Regions from separate parts of the Homo sapiens genome. Here region 1 is linked to region 2. A link is a loop called in an ENCODE intact Hi-C map of the cell type or tissue named here. Cell type or tissue: PC-3. All regions are shown on one strand. Links, peaks and the distances in the headings refer to the core of each region. The heading gives the core; the rest is flanking DNA.

What was found. A loop is a pair of places that touch in the nucleus more often than their neighbours do. Peaks named below come from ENCODE experiments on the same cell type or tissue, not always from the same donor. Only the 100,000 strongest peaks of a DNase experiment are listed, where the experiment ranks them.
Region 1: it touches region 2 in a loop (5-fold over the local background); 12 of 110 quality-filtered maps call a loop at or near these places.

Annotation. Positions count from the first base shown.
Region 1 is chr4:41,960,457-41,965,848 of GRCh38, forward strand. It overlaps TMEM33 (transmembrane protein 33), which reads left to right. Exons shown (of 7, transcript NM_018126.3): 7 at 1-347. Among named protein-coding and RNA genes, the nearest start is that of DCAF4L1, 19 kb to the right of the region's middle. In PC-3, for the core only: a CTCF peak has its summit at 2,827 (motif pointing left); no DNase peak of the experiment used is centred there.
Region 2 is chr4:42,516,655-42,522,046 of GRCh38, forward strand. All of the region lies in intron 22 of ATP8A1 (ATPase phospholipid transporting 8A1), which reads right to left. Among named protein-coding and RNA genes, the nearest start is that of SHISA3, 120 kb to the left of the region's middle. In PC-3, for the core only: a CTCF peak has its summit at 3,363 (motif pointing left); a DNase peak (open chromatin) is centred at 3,357.

The DNA.
Region 1 (5,392 bases), core at 69-5,068, 560 kb before region 2:
TTATTTCAATGCAAATTCAATTGTTCCTTCATCTGTATTGTTATATCTAAGATTTTATTGATGTTAAAATCTAATTGTGGAATAAAAATCTCTCTGGAATTTAGCAGATACAAAAATGTTATCTTGCAAAAGAACTAAGAACATTTGTAGTTAGAAATCAGCTTTCCTTTGAGCTTAATTGCCTTTTTGTTAGAATAAGGTGAATTTGAACACACTCCTCTTATCCTCAGCCCATCACAAATAATAGAGATGCCATGATTTTGAGGTCTGATGTGAAACTGGTAAAAATGTGATCTAAGGTGTAACTGGAAAAAAAAAGGAAAGAAAAATTACATTGATGCCTCAGCTGTTTGCTTGATTCTGTACTTTTTTTAATCTAGTGAAATTTATACTCTAGAGATGAGTTATAGCCCTATAATGATTCACAGCATACAGTATATACAAAGTCATCAGTCAACGCAGGATAACAGAGAAATATATTTCTCTTATAGGTGTTTAGAATTTTCTGCCTCTTCTTGACAAGTGGCATTAAGCAATACACTGTACAAGGAAGTTAAATCCTTGTCCATTTGGAGATTGTAATCTAAGAGCATTATGGAAATCAGTTGTATAAAGGCAATTCTGACAGGTGAATAAATATTAATTAGTAAATGAGTTATGTACATAAGGGGAAAAGTGGTAATGCAATAAGTAGAGTTAGGAAAATTGATTTCCTAAAGATTTAGTAGTGTGAGGTCTTAGGGACATATGCATTATTGATTCATAATGCTCTTTCCTTTAGCATATGGAAATATTTGGAGCTGTTTATAAAATAATTCTGAGCTTTGTGAAGGGAAAAATATTTCATTACTCAAGGCTGGTCGAATGGAGAAACTCCAAGAAAGTGGTGCACTGAGATCCCTGAGAATTATCAGTCTAAGCAGGTGATGTGTCAACAAAGATCTTTTAAAAGTGTATGTTATCATGGCAAATTTTGAACATGCACAAAAATAGAATAGTGTAATGAACCTCCATATTCTTATCTCCCAGCCCTCACAATCCTTGGCTATGGTCAAATGTGCCCTACCCTCATCCCTATTCACTTTCCTTTCTCCTGGTTTAAATCATTTCATGTTATTTTAAATGACTTAGTAAAATTTTAATTATGTATCTCTAACATATTAAGATGCTTTTTAAGATCAATATAAAACGTTAACGATAATTATCATAGGTCTTTTAGGTTGGATGACTGGAAATGATTAAGAGTAATGCCCTGATAGGAAAAAGGCTTACGTGATTTTATTGCAATATATTATGAAGGGAGGGGGAAATTCCAACATTTTTTAGTAAAGGGAAGACTTGTCTCCATATATTGTTGCCCTCAGGAAAATGCAGAGATAAACATCTCCCTCTTGGGGAAGTTATAGAAAGAGATGTTGCCATTCTACTCTTTACTCTCTCCCTCCCAGTGGAGATCGTGTATCCAACTATTTTTCCCTGAAAACCTGAGTATATGGGATTTGGGTTGGTGCTGTCACCAGAAACAGAATAGGAGGCAGTTAAGTTCTGCAAAGGAAGGGAGTCCTGTTAACCAAAGAAGGGGGCGGGGGTAAGTTGGGGCTATGCCACTAAATTAAGACAAATTTAATATTAGTACCATTGTCTTCATTAAGTTGCCCTTAAAACAAATATTAATAAATATCAAGTAATTAGATTGTGAGTTTGTGAATTTAATCACAGATTTACTTTAAAATTTTATATACTTTAAAAAAATAGTTTGTATCATTTTTTTAAATCCTACAAATTTGGAGCTTTACAACCATTATTGCCTAGTGTTCCAACAATAATAGACCATTCCACTTAAGTAACAAACCAAGACTCTGAAGACACAGAAATAAAACTTGTAGTAATCCAGAATAAAATAGGTATTTCTTTTTTTTTGTCATTAATTTATACAAGATACAGTCATATACTTAGGTTTCTTTAAAATAATGGGTCTTGATACTATGAATTCATAGTATTGTGTTTGGCAGTTCAACTTAGTAATATCCAAAGCATGTAGTTCATCTTTTGAAGTGTTTAGAAATGGGCTTTAAAAACAAAAACAAAAACACTTTATCTGGATGGCTAAACTTCCTTTTTGGGCTCTTGTGCTATTGGGCTTATTTTGAATTAATTTTTTTAATGAACTTTATATTTTCCTGTCCTGAGGACAGTCCTTAATTTCAAAAGAAACATTTCTTGGAAAAATATTGAATCTGGACTTTGTGCATGGTGGTTGCACGCCTGTAATCCCAACTACTTGGGAGGCTGAGGTGGGAGAATCGCTTGAGCCCAGGAGTTTGAGACCAGCCTGGAAAACAGCAAGACCTCATCCCCTTTAAGAAACAAAAGAAAAATATTGAAACCATTTCAAGGAAAATATTTTAATATGTGCTATTTTATATTTTTAGTTATGTTCTTAATTATATGGATATATTGCTGGGAATAAAAAAAATTTTTCAAAGTAAACATCCTAATAACCTACCAGAGGGGTTTTTGGTGGTGGTGTTTGCCTTTTAATATTATGGCAAAGTTATACGTAAGGAGACTTATTACAAGTCTATTTGGGTTTTTGTGTTCATTTTACTTATTCTGAAATGGTTTTTTGGCTGCTATAATGTTATACATACATACAGTAGTAGTATGCTTTCAGTAGCATCATGTTTTTAAATCTTTGCTATTAATATACTCAAATAACCTTAAAGCAGGTTTATAAAATCATTCTTTGTTCATTTTCTACTTACTGGTAATTATCACATCCTTAAATTTTGAAACATTAGAATCTTACCTTAATTACAAGTAAACTGCCCCCTGGTGGCAATTTTTCTGAAAAATAATTCTAGTGGCTCTCATTTTGCTTGTAACTAAAAAAATTGGGGGAAAAGGAAACAGGTTTTGACTGTTCCAGCTGGTTTTTACACTAACCTATCTAAGCAAGGTTCAAAAGGGCTTCTTGGTCATGATTTTAACCTTTTCATGCTATAAAAAAAAATAGGCCGGGCGCGGTGGCTCACGCCTGTAATCCCAGCACTTTGGGAGGCCGAGGCGGGCGGATCACGAGGTCAGGAGATCGAGACCATCCCGGCTAAAACGGTGAAACCCCGTCTCTACTAAAAATACAAAAAATTAGCCGGGCGTAGTGGCTGGCGCCTGTAGTCCCAGCTACTTGGGAGGCTGAGGCAGGAGAATGGCGTGAACCCGGGAGGCGGAGCTTGCAGTGAGCCGAGATCGCGCCACTGCACTCCAGCCTGGGCGACAGAGCGAGGCTCCGTCTCAAAAAAAAAAAAAAAAAAAAAAATTTAGACCATTATCATTTGTTAATACATACTACTAGTTTTCAAGGTGCCTAAGTGAGCTAATAATTTTTTCCATTATATTTATGCAACAAGTAGAAGGACGTTTTAGGGTTTCAATTTAAGACTGAGAAACTAAAATTCCACTGAGAAGTCAGTGAATTTCTTATTGATAGTTGTGAAGGAAAGCTTTAGAATACAGTCCTCATTCAGATACTGTTCACTGAAGTGTGCTTTTTTTTTTTTTTTTTTTTTTTTTTTTTTTTTTGAGAGTCTCGCTCTGTCGCCAGACTGGAGTGCAGTGGTGTGATCTCAGCTCACTGCAACCTCTGCCTCCTGGGTTCGATTCTCCTGCCTCAGCCTCCCAAGTAGTTGGGACTACAGGCGTGCACCACCACGCCCAGCTAATTTTTGTATTTTTACTAGAGATGGGGTTTCATCATGTTGGCCAAGATGATCTCGATCTCTCGACTTTGTGATCCACCTGCCTTGGCCTCCCAAAGTGCTGGGATTACAGGTGTGAGCCGCCGTGCCCAGCCATTGAAGTGTGCATTTTTGTATGGTAAGTAACAGTGTCAGAAATGTGCCCATGAATGTTCTTTGGGTTGCCATCATAATTTGGGCATTCACATGATTAGTTCTTTTTTAAAAATTTATAGAATTTGTGGAATACATTTGCTATTGGTACAGTCTCAGAAGAATGGTTTCAGATACTCTTAGATGTCTTTAGAGTTTTGAGCAAGGATAAGAGGAGATACTTAAGAGTTACTCTTGTAAATGAACATTTTTGACTATTAATGGGTCTCTTATAAATGGATCTTTTATGTCATGCCAAGGGGAAAAGAAGTATTGCGTAATCCATATACCAAATATTCCATTTATTTTGCCTTGAAACAATACATTATTACAGATATCAGTAGAACTTAACACTGGTTAATTATTTTATTTCTAATAATTTTTAATTTATAGACTGTCTAGCCCATCTATATTTTCACTTTTTGGTTTCACCATTAAATAGAGTATGCAAAAAGCCTTTTTGAAGAATACAAAAGAAGTTTGGGTTATCATAATTAACCACTTGGTAAATCTGGTTATAAATCACAGTACAAAGTCACATAGACTCTTTTGAGGAATTTTTTTTTTTTTTTTTCTTGAGACGGAGTCTCTCTCTGTCACCCGGCTGGAGTGCAGTGGCCACACCCGGCTAATTTTTTGTATTCTTAATAGAGACGGGGTTTCACCATATTAGCCTGGATGGTCTCGCTCTCCTGACCTTGTGATCCGCCCGCCTCAGCCTCCCAAAGTGGTGCAATTACAGGCGTGAGCCACCGCGCCCGGCCTCTTTTGAGGAATTTTTAAAAAATGGTTGCTATTGAATATTGATCAGGCTTTTAAGAAAAAACAAATGGCCAAGACCCCAAGTGTTCAAGTAGGTGATCACTATTACCTAAGGAAAATAAACACAGGATGATGTCACACACACATGAATTGATAATATTGGTAGTAGTGGGAAGACTGAACTGAGCTGGAAAGTACATGGTTTGCCTAAAAGCATTCAGACTTTAAAAACGTGTGCTAATCGCACATTAGATCCAATTTAGCAGCCCAAGTGTTAAAACATTATCAAGGAGTTATAAATAATAGCATCAGGAGTGATGGCAGGAAGTCCTCAAATAGTGGTTCCAATCTGTGGACATTCTCTTAGTTTCTCTGGGCCTCGATTTTTTCATTTGTAGAATGTGGCTAGGAAAGGATTATTTGAGGTAGTGTATGTGAAAGTATTTGTATACTATAAAGATTTATATGAACCAACAGCTATATTTTACATTATGTTATGCTTCGCATTTTACCTTTGGAGATTCTGGGACTCTTGGAATTTAAAAGAACGTCCCCCAAGGCCATACTTGATGAGTTGGTATTGGCTAAAATTTGTGTGACCATATTTTAAGTCACCTTTCTGAGAAAAAATTCTTTGGATCTGTGTCACCAGTCGAATTACTTTACTCTCTTTTTCTTTTATTTCCATAGGTTTTGGGGGAACAGGTGATGTTTGGTTACATGAGTAAGTTCTTTAGTGA
Region 2 (5,392 bases), core at 282-5,281:
TCCACGAAGGCACGCCTTCATATTTCAAACAATGGTTTAATTATAAAATAAGGAAGAAAGACCAGAGACTTCTATACTATTAATTTTCAAAGGAATCTAGTAGCATAGTATGAATATGAGACAAAACATAATTTATGTGTCTTAGAAATAAGTTAGAATAAAAGTAAACAAATTTTAACAAAGAATAGAAGCTCAGACCAAAAAGAAGTGATATCACCCTGGCTCCTGATATATTAAAGTGACAGATCAAAGGTGAGAAATTTCAGAGAAACCCCTGCCAATGAAACAAGGAACTTCATAATTATTCTGTTATTTACAATTCTTCTTGAGGAAATACAAAATTTTAATTTAAAAACCTGATTTAGGCCAGGCACGGTGGCTCAGGCCTGTAATCCCAGCACTTTGGGAGGCCAAGGGGGGGTGGATCACGAGGTCAGGAGATCGAGACCATCCTGGCCAACATGGTGAAACCCCGTCTCTACTAAAAATACAAAAATTTGGCTGGGTGTGGTGGCGGGCGCCTGTAGTCCCAGCTATTCAGGAGGCTGAGGGAGGAGAATCGCTTGAACCCAGGAGGCGGAGGTTGCACTGAGCCGACACTGCACTTTAGCCTGGCAACAGAGTGAGACTCCGTCTCAAAAAAAAAAAAAAAAAACAAATTCTGATTTAAAAAATATAGGCTGACACTATAAGTGGTTTCCCAATCTAAAATTATGAGTCCTAATATGTTGACTACCTTTCAAAAGAACGAGGGTGAGATAAAACAGGTCAAGTTTGTTGTCTAAAGAATGAGACCACTGTAAATTCTCTCAAGTGGTGACAAAAAGAGACTAAGAGGTGTTACTGTCCACAATGCCCAATGTGAACCTGCAATTCTTCGCAAAGTGAGTCAAGACAACTGAAATATCCCATATGATAATCCCATCTGCATTCTAACCATGTGAGCTTTCTTATTCCTGAACAAGTTAGGCCTTCCTACTAATCAATGTCACCTCTTGATTTATTTAGTAACAGCAAAAGAAAAAATAAACAAAATAGATGTGTCGGCAACTGATTCGTGAAACAACTCTCAGTGTTAAAATTTTTAGAAATGTCCTGAAAAGCTTACCATATGAATGCAAGTATTGGAGCTCAAACAGTACAGTTTTGGAACAGAGCTGATAATTATATTTTATAGATAGATTTAAAAGTCCTAAATCCTCTCATCTCGAGATGACTGTCAATAGGGATAACAATAGCCGGTGGGCTTTTTCACTTTCCATATCCTCCTTCCCATAGTGTTCCCCAAGAGTGAAGGCAGCACATTCTAGTGCTCAGTGTGCTGGGTAGTAACATACCTGAGTAACTAAGCATCACAACCAAAGGATAAATGCCTTGTTGTATATTTTTGGTCTATTTGGATATTTTTTTCAGCTTATGCTAGGAGTTACACTACCCAAAGGAATAAGGATTCAACTTAGTTTTAAAAACTGAATTACCAGTTTGAACAAACATTGGAGGAACAAGAGGCAGAGAGCAGCATTTAAAAGTATAACCTTAATCCTATTATAACATTTCCTCTTATTTTGTACTAAATTATTATTTTAGGAAAAACTTTACAAATCTTTTACATTTTGAATGTTGTGAATATAATACTACCATTAATGTGGCAATGACATATCAATTCAAATATGTTCAGAAACATCTTGCATACGGGCACAATGATGTACTGATCTTTTGAGGAATTTGTTTTCTAAAAGTCCACATACAAATGTAATACATGGTTTTCAAACTGTGCTTAGTGGATCCTCAGAGTCACAACAAGCCCTGCCTGGAGCACCCACGAGGGCAAGGTGGAGGCTGAGGGGAAAGCCAGTTTGGATCTCCTCTCTACTCTTACTCCAGCCAAAGCAGTCCTGCTTTCGTCAATTATATATATTATGATTCAGGCAATGTTTGCTTGGAAAATTCTGTTCTTAAAAAATAAAAGATGTGAAAACGACCCTCACAGTTTAAAGATTCACTGTCTGACATGCTAAGTCCAATAATGACATGCTAAGTCCAATATTATGGTCTACGTAAAAATAGATTCCAATCACATAAAAAATAGATTGCATAAACAGCATGTCTCAGTTAAAGCAGGTAAGGAAGAAGACAATGGATGAACCCTAGGACTGTATTTGCTCAATTTAAAGCCAGGGTAACATTCTGGAAGAATCTGTGGTCTGACACGCTGAAACTTGCCTCACTAGAGTGGTTTTAATGGCAGTAAATCACAACTTCTGAACCCTAATCCCAGCTGATTTTAACAAAGAATAGAATCTGAGATCAAGAAAGAAGTGATATAACCCTGGCTCTCTATATTAAAAATCCTACAGTCCTCCTATGATCACAGTTAATGGAAACACTTCAGAAAAACAGCTTGGTCACAAAGATCCCTGTGTTATTTATATATTTATTTATTTTTACCTTGAGACAGGGTCTCACTCTGTCACCCAGGCTGGAGTGCAGTGGTACTTTCACAGCTCACAGCAGCCTCAGTCTCCTGGGCTCAGGCAATTCTCCCTGCCTTAGGCCTCCTGAGTAGCTGGGACCACAGGTGCATGCTACCACATCCAGCTAATTTTTAAAAATTATTTACAGAGATGGAGTCTCCCCCTATGTTCCCCCAGGCTGGTCTCAAACTCCTGGGCTCAATGATCCTCCCACCTTGGTCTCCCAAAATACTGGGATTACAGGTGTGAGCCATCACATCTGTTCTATTTTGTCTATTCTTTTTCCCTACAATGATGTCTGCTCTCCTCCAACTGGTAAAATAATCCTTGGAGGCCCATTTCAAAAATTACCACCTCTCCAAAAGCTTCCTTCAGGTCAAATTTGTGGGCCACCTTTTTGGGTTCCTTAAGATTTCTTCATTTAGGGAATTTGCTCAGACCGTGGTACCCAGAGGGCCACAGTCTCATTTGCTTGTGCATGAGCATGTAAACATGAACTGCTTGATGAAAGTTATTTAAATAGATCACCAAATGAAGCTCCAGTTTCAGGAGTAGAGATGGACACAGAATCAGTCTTCATTTGGAGCAGGCTGGCTGAGTAAATGACCCAATCTCTTAATCTTTCCGGATCTTAGATTTTCAACAACAGAGAGCATGGCTTACTATGAAGTGAAGACAAATTAGTTATAAATTCCCGTTTTCATTTATTTTAGGTAAAAAACAGTCATAAGGGAGGTTTCTGTCATCTGTAAACTATATGTAGTTTACATGGATGCATATAGACACATATATAGATGCATGTGTATATGTGTATACACACACTCTCCCCACTTTTAATGGAGTGCCTCAGTCAACTTAAATTTTAATGTAGCTCATGATCGCCATCTGCTGGGAAAACGTTGAACATCTAGTTCAGTTAAAAGCTGGAGGTTGCAAGGCTTTTAATCAGTTATTAAAAGAACAAGAAACAAAACTGTTAAACCTAGAAAATCTAATCTATAAAAAACTCTAGGGCATCCAGAGAGTAAGGATATTAGGTACATTAAACATTCTACTCTAGAACTGAAGTTGTACTTCAAGTGGAAACAATTTAATATGTTTAGAATCCATTTTCAAATAGATTTTTTTATTCTGACATTACATATTAATTCTGTCTCATGAGGATTATAAGGCAAGGCAAGGCTGCCTTATATTCAGAGACAGGAAAAACATCATTTCCAAACTGGATTTTTTTTTTTTAATTCTTAAAAGAGTAACAGAAGCAAAGATTAAAAATCAATAGCACTAATGCTTTAAGATATGTGACTTTAGTTGGGCAGATTAAAAGAGATTGTGATTATGGCCTCAGATTATTTTATTTTACTACATAAATGCCCCAAAGACATAATCATATATAAATATGTTAGGAAATGGAGAGCGAGAAGGTGGAGGGAGTGGGGAGGGAAGAAGTGGGGAAGATAGGCAAGAGAGACATTGAAATAAGTCAACTGATAACAAGTCTCCTGGTGTGTGTATACCTATAACATTTAGGGTGGGAGTATCATGCTGGAAGACACCATACATGCTATCCCATGTCTTTTCATAAGTAAGCAGAATAAAAAGTTCAAATATAAGGAGGAGATATCTAGATATATCTACATATCTATCTCTATATATACAGGTATGATATATGTGAGCTTATATTTATATTTAGGTATCTTCCCCTTACAAAATACAAAGGCTATATGAGAAACAATCACCTTCCATAAAAAGTGATAATCTGTTGAGGAGACAGGACACCAATATCTCGAGTTGCATATGGTAACCTTGTGCAATAAAGAAAACCATCTGCAGCTAGAACATGGCATCCCCACATTACATAAAGGGAGGGGACGTGAGGAGCAGAGGGGGGAAATAGTCCAGGGAGGTACTGGTGGCACCAGCCACCTTTCAAGACAGAGGCACGACGAAGTACACAGTTCGATAGAGAGGAAAGAAGAACAAAGTATCAGCCTTTACTTACCTGGAGAAAAGATCAAGTAAACCGCAGCGGACAGGCTAGTTTGATTCTATGCAATACAAACATGAGTGCTATTGAAGAGTTATCTAATGGCAAGCTAGAGGTTAGAATGAAGTCACTTGAATGATTTAGAGCATGAATACTGGAGGAAGAGTGAGGATTCTGGCTCCCCCTATTAGAAGCTGTGTACTCTCAGCCAAATTACTTACCCTCTCTGTTACCTTGGATTCTTCATCTATAAGACAGGAATAATTAGCACCTCAAAGGGATGTTGTGAGGACTAGATTAATAGATGAAAGTGCTATGAACAGCACCTGGCACACGGCAAGAGCTACACAAAAATGTTTTCTTAATTAAGGAAGCAAGATTCTTGCTATTTATACAGCATCGATCATAATGTATCCATCACTTTCTGGCTTAATAGCCTTGGTTTCTTTATCTGTAAAATGAGGACATTTACAGCTGTGACAGAAATAATACAGGTATATGTTTGTCACAATGGTTTCTTTATCTGTAAAATGAGAACATTTACAGCTGCGACAGAAATAATACAGGTATATGTTTGTCACAATGACTGGACAAGTGTAAGCACTGGATTACTCTCATATATATTATCAGCTATGCAAGCTGTGTGATTACAGTACTATTTTATATTGCATTGCATATTATAGTTATTAACTCAAAGCACACATGTCATGTATGTAATGTGTGCGTGTGTGTAGGGGCATGTTCCATATCCTCAGAGATCCAGAAACTGAAATACATTGGCAAGGAGATTGCCAGACTGGCCAAACCTTGATCCAAAATTGTGAAAAGAGTGAAGATCTATACAAAGTAATGTCTAACCCCAAAGGCTTCTCAGCAATATTTTAATGCATATTAATACTTGTTAATGCTTAGATGATGAGAGGGTATTCAA